Linked DNA regions of Homo sapiens: region 1 is linked to region 2. The links are chromatin contacts, found by Hi-C or POLR2A ChIA-PET in ENCODE. All regions are on one chromosome and are shown on one strand. Each heading gives the region's core, a stretch centred on a gene start or an enhancer-like site at or near the end of the contact. The rest is flanking DNA. Distances are from core to core; before and after follow the strand shown.

Region 1 (2,998 bases), core at 39-2,538, 380 kb before region 2:
GTCACCACAAAATAGTGCCCTCAATCCTTGGTCTTCAGGATTTTACCTCAGCTTTATACATTTAATTATCTCAGTATTTCAGGGAGAGGAATTTCATTGACCCAACTTAGGCTGGGTGTCTACTTGATGCTATGGTGGCCAAGATGGTAGGAGAATCATTGGTACAGGTATAGACACCCAACCACATGAACAAGGAAAGGAGAGCACATAGACCTGTTCTTTGAACAGCATGTATCATAGTCAAGCATTTAGAGCACCAGGCACTAGGGGCAGAGTAAACAAGGAGAAAAGAAAGAAACAAGAGCCCAGGTAAGTTTTCTATGGGGTTCTGACTTTAAACTGACACCACTAGGCCCACTATGGTCTTAGGACTGTTAAAGCTCCTTTGGTATGACTAAGTCCATGATAGCATCATCTCCTGTTTTCTGATTGCTCTTGAGTCCCATGAGGGGATCTTGTTCATGTTAAGAAGACAGATCCTGTGGATATCCCAAGTAAAAACAACTCTCATTTTGGAAGTAATTCCCTGCTCCTGAAAGGTTCTCCCAGAGCCAGCTTCACTCTAAAGTCTGGTATCCGCAAGACCAGGAAATCACCAGTTGCAATTTTAGCATATTAAAGTCAATGGTAAATTTACTTGACTAGGGCTTTCAGCCTCCAGCCTCCTAAAGTGAGCATGAAGGCACAAACCTGAAATATTTAAGGAATGTTGGTACAATATTTCCTCTGACTGCACATAGACTTTCCTCAGGAAATGATTATGTCCATCCTTCTTTCCCCATTGAACCAGGAAGCATATCTATTATAAATATATTTTCTTTTTGTTACATTTGATGAATTCCTCATACTTTCAAAACCTTCTGTTTTAATTATGAAAATAAAGTTCTGTAAGTCACAAGACCTACTGGGTCCAGGAAATAATTCTGCCTTAAGGCAGACTATACGCAATTGGGGATTATACTTCAAGCAGGGTTCTGGATCCTAAACGTAAATTCTATTTTTAAAAGTATGAAATTTTCACTTAAAAGTTGTTAAATCTCAGTAAATGGGCTTATACTGATGTCCTGCTGCTCCTGAGGAAAACACAATGTGTGCTTAAAATTACTGCCTCTTTGTGATCTCTCTTTTCAGTTGCTTGTTCTCTAACAAAGTCCTACAAAGAGGTGACGGTGACTATCTGTGCTTTGCAATTCAAGCTGTTTTTTGAATAGACAGAATTTCCCTAGAACTGCCCCCCTCTTTCTTCATGACTTCTTGACCCGGCATTCATTAAAGCTGAGGTCCTGGCTCAAGTCAAGGGAAGATTTTAGTTATTATCCTTGGCAAAGGAACTCTCCACTGTGGCTTTGGTTTGAACTTCAGCTCTTTAGAGTACAGGGGTCACATGTGAATTTGTTATGCTCTCTGGCAAATGTTTCAGAATAAATGAATCTGATGAAATTCTCATGAAGTATTTGTTTTTTAGTGTTTCTCTAATATACAATAAATTGTAATTTATGAGGCATAATTGAAGAAAATTCTGGAGGAAGTTGTGTATAAGATTAGGGGGATTATTAAATCAACTTTATTGTGTTTTCAAAAGTTAAAAATGGTTTACAGCTATAATAAATTGCTTGAGAGTGCTATCAACCCATAAATTTTAATAATTTTATAAACATTCTGCAGTTAAGTTGGGCTCATGGCCAAATCCCAGGGCTGGTTTTGTGTCATGTAGTGTGTGTTTCAGTTTACCTGACTGATAAAGGAATGAGCTGTTCCTCATGCATGACATGCAGTGATTGGTCATTAATTTTAATGAACTAAAACTAAGAACTCAAATTTGAAGTCAGAGGTGCATTCGGCATCTCTGCCCCTCCCCAGTCTGTTGCCTAGTCATTGCTACTATATAGTATCTTCAAAGATAGAGGCTAATTTCATTTCCTTTAGCCTTTTCACCTTGAAAACCAGTTATAGAAATAATCACTTACTCATCTCCTATTGGGGAGCTGTTAACAGGATTGTTAAAATTTTTTTTAAGTAATAAGCTTAAAATACTCATAACAATTTGCATATAGAGAGTTCCCAATATACATTGGCTAAGATAGATTTATATCAATTTCATCAAGCAAATAAAGTGTGATATTTTTGGTATTTCTTCTCTTGTGAAAGTTGGTCAAATTTTACACAACTTGCTGAGATGTGCCTGTCTATGTAGAGGCTGGGTTTGTTTTAAATGTGTGCCTTAATGAAATGTGCTAATTAAGTGAGGATTACATTATTCACGTGTTCATCTAGACATTCCTGCCTAGATTTAGACCAAATTGATTATTGTATATTTAATAGAATACTATTTTGCTCTTTTTTTCTTTTATTCTACTCAAATTAAGCATATATAAAAACTGAGGTTATTAATTTGACTTGGTGTTCAATTATTCATTGTCGGCTTTTTATGATCATAAAAATAGTCACTGGATACTCAAGGATACTTAAGATTTAAACTATTGACTTTAGGCTACACATTCTGTTCTTTTAAAAAACACTTTTAGGACTATGATAAAAAAAAGTGGTGATTTTTTAATGATACAAGAGTCTTTTCCATTGAGTGTTTAATTTTCACTTTCTCATCTTACTGATGTGACTAAAAAAAAGTTAAAGTTGATGATTTTTGCCACCAAAAGAATGTCACTTGGTAACTAGATGTGTATATGTATTTATTCATCCATGCAAGACAGGCACATACTAATATATGCACTTGCCATGCCTACATTTTCACTTAATGAAGAGCTTAATAAAAATCAGCATTCATAGCCCCTTCCTAGTCAGATAAATTAGTTAATGCACAATAAGCAGCTCTTATGTATAATGCAAAAGATTAGTCTTATCATTTGCATAATGTGCTACAAATGGCCCACTGTTTCAAGCAGTAGAAGCTTTCTCATTAAATGTGAGTTGAAAGCTGAATGACGTCAATAAAGTAATTATGCTTCATTTGGCATATCTCATTCATTCTCTGGAGTTC
Region 2 (3,006 bases), core at 67-2,566:
GATAGTGGAAGAGATGGGGGAAGGACACAAAGGGGAGTACAATGGAGAGATGACTGAGCATGAAGTCAGCAGTCTAAAGCCCACCCACAGCTCCAACCGTCTCCCAGTCTCTGATCTTGAAAATAGCATTGAACCCCTCTGCACTTCAGTCCGCTCAGCTTTTCATTGGGACAGAACAATATCTTTACTTCTTGACAACATAATGAAGAGTAACAAATGAGAAATAAGGAAGTAATATAGAAAGTGTACAGCATTCTACAGATATAAGATATTACTATCTATATATAGGGTACATATAACAGCCCCGTCTGTGCAGAAATAATGCACACATCCATCTATATGCCAAGGGAATGAAGGGAGCATGTGCTGTTTCCCAAACTGATAAACCCCATGTCTGTTCAGTACATAGGTTCTGTACATTTCCTTTATAGTTCTTCATACCTGTAATAGTTAATGTTCACTTTCTCTGTTAGGTCTGAGATTGTATTATTCACTACCATATTCCCTGCACCTAGTAAACTGCCTGGGAATATGCTAGAGGGGAGGAACCGACATAGTTCTCAGTAAATCTAGTCTGACTAAAGAATGAAGGTTTTAAACCTGAATTATATGGGTTTAAACGGGTCAGCATTTTACTAGCTCTGGAGACATAATATTTTAATTGTACACAAAGCAATATTTGATTGAAGAGATTAATTTCCAGTGGCTTTTCTTACATGGTAGTTTTGGCCAGCTTTGATCCTTTTTGAACATGCATAGGAGTACTCTCAGCCACATTCCATTTCTTCAATGCACAGTTGTTAGATATCTACAATATAGGTTTATGGCATTTAACTATGTTCTGTGCAGAGAAACAAGAAGTATTTAATTGAAGCCTCCTATCCGTATAAAGTTATCTGGCCATTCAAATTAACGAGTGTTCAAGAGTGCAATGAGGAGTTCAGGCCAAAACAGTACAGTAGTTTAAAGGAAGGAAAGACATGGGCTAGTTGGGGAATGATTTCATGGTGCATTAAAATAATAGCCAATGTTTATTGACTTCTTGCCAAGTGCCAGGCATTGGCCTAACTCTTTTATACATATTAACTCATTTAATGCTCACAACAACACTTGACTTAGGTACCATTATATTCTCATTTTAAATTCAAGGAAATCATGGCTGACTGTGGCTTAGTAACTTGCAAATTTCCATAGCAATAGAGCTAAATCTGAACCTACGCAGTCTCACTCCAGCACCTACACTCTAAATCACTATAATATGCCTCCTCCAATAAACCTTCAGGGCTGAGTCAGATGTGATTAGTCAGAGAAAAACAAATAAGAATGGGGGAAGAGTGAGTAAGAGCAAAGGCATGGAGGTAGGATAAGAATAGCCCAGTCAGAATGTAGGTGTATTAGGCCATTCTTGCACTGCTATAAAGAAATACCAAAGACTGGGTAATTTATAAAGAAAGGAGGTCTAATTGGCTCTTGGTTCTGCAGTTTGTATAGGAAGCATGGTGCTGGCATCTGCTCAGCTGCTGGGGAGGCCTCAGGAAACTACAATAAGGGTAGAAGATGAAGGGGAAACAGGCACATCACATGGCTAGCACAGGAGCAACGGGGTCGGAGCTATACACGTTTCAACAACCAGATCTCATGAGCACTCACTCACTATTGGGATGACAGTACCAAGAGGATGGCGCTAAACCATTCATGAGAAATCTGCCCCCGTGATCCAACCACCTCCCACCAGACCCCCTCTCCAACATTGGGGATTACAATGGAACATGAGATTTGGGTGTGGATACACACCTAATCCATATCAGTAGGATTACAGCTGAGCAATAGCAGAAGTCTGATCTGGAAAGTTCAGATGAACTGATGCTATGAAGCCTTGAAAGATAAACTGAATAACTAGTAGAGACTGATTAATGAGAGTTCAGCCAAGTTTAAATATGTTAATACAGTGATGTGCAGAGGTATGCAATAGAATCTGTGCCTTCTGGCCTTTGAGGCAACTTTACTTTTCCAGAAAGAAGAGCATGCCCATCTCTGAACATTCTGCTTTGGCTGCCTCACAGCCATCCCTTGCCCTCTTCCTAACAGCCCTGATTTCCATGTGGGCATCCATCAGGCTCCATAGCTGGAGAGGGTGAATGAGGCTAAGCCAATCAGAGACTCTGGGCTCTCTGACAAAAGAGATAGTCAAATCTGCATTACCTTCAGACTTTTCCTTGAGGTGTTTAGACAAACAATGGGGTTGAGAGTAAGAATATAAGGCCAGAGGAGCTAGGCCAGGAATAAACCCGACTCACAGGGTAGAGCACAACAATGAGAAATGGAGCTCAGACTCTCATGATATCATTGATCTATGAATCCCACATGCCTGAAGCCCACCCAACTTCTGAACTTTTCAGAAAAGTGAACCACTATATTCTCTTTGTTATTTAAGCAGGTTTGAGTAGGTTATCTATTACTACAATAAAATAGTAAGTAATACACTGCTTCATGATAAGGATTTCACCTTGATTTTAGGACAACTAGAAGCTCTCTCTGAGCTGGGTGACACAGCTCATAATATTGTCTCCTTCTTTTCATGACCTGCTCTTCAGGACATCACCTGGACAAATCCCAGTGATTTTTTACAGTTCAGCCCTGAAGCCTCAAATCCCAAGTCAGTATCATCTTTCGCAGGACTGCTGACATCTCTGCAATCTGGAGCTTATAAAGACACTGGGGTGACCGAGGAATAGCTGTATATCATCCCCAGGGTTTTCACATCAAAGGACCCAGTGGAGGCCTCATCCTGTTCAAAATGACAAATTAAAATGAATCCCAGAGCTTTATTCTCTAAGAACATAAGACATGTTTTCTTTTTGAACATTTCATTGCACTGTCTTCAGAATCAAGCTCTCTAAAGAATGTTATTATACCTTGAGCTTCTTGACACATTTCCTAATAATTTGAAGCTTCTGACATTTATACAATAAAAGATTGCGCTCTGCAAAAGAAAAAAAAATCAAT

Evidence for each region. Hi-C counts contacts between places; a loop is a spot of excess contacts on that map. ChIA-PET counts read pairs that join two places held with the same protein, here RNA polymerase II (POLR2A).
Region 1: a loop to region 2 is called in a map of endothelial cell of umbilical vein, with 1.9 times the contacts of the local background. The contact joins two enhancer-like sites. A Hi-C loop is called at or near these places in 1 of 168 maps with a recorded cell type or tissue (endothelial cell of umbilical vein). POLR2A ChIA-PET finds 5 or more read pairs at or near these places in 1 of 52 experiments (Panc1).

Annotation. Positions count from the first base shown.
Region 1 is chr5:125,658,126-125,661,123 of GRCh38, reverse strand. The region is part of intron 6 of LOC124901056 (a long non-coding RNA gene); the gene reads left to right. Among named protein-coding and RNA genes, the nearest start is that of LINC02240, 170 kb to the right of the region's middle. Within about 2 kb of position 1,288, at least 2 of the 41 ENCODE cell types and tissues checked have a DNase peak (open chromatin) inside an H3K27ac peak, as active enhancers do; they include endothelial cell of umbilical vein, where a contact is called at or near this core.
Region 2 is chr5:125,276,006-125,279,011 of GRCh38, reverse strand. The region is part of intron 4 of LOC101927421 (a long non-coding RNA gene); the gene reads right to left. Among named protein-coding and RNA genes, the nearest start is that of LINC02240, 220 kb to the left of the region's middle. Within about 2 kb of position 1,316, at least 2 of the 41 ENCODE cell types and tissues checked have a DNase peak (open chromatin) inside an H3K27ac peak, as active enhancers do; they include endothelial cell of umbilical vein, where a contact is called at or near this core.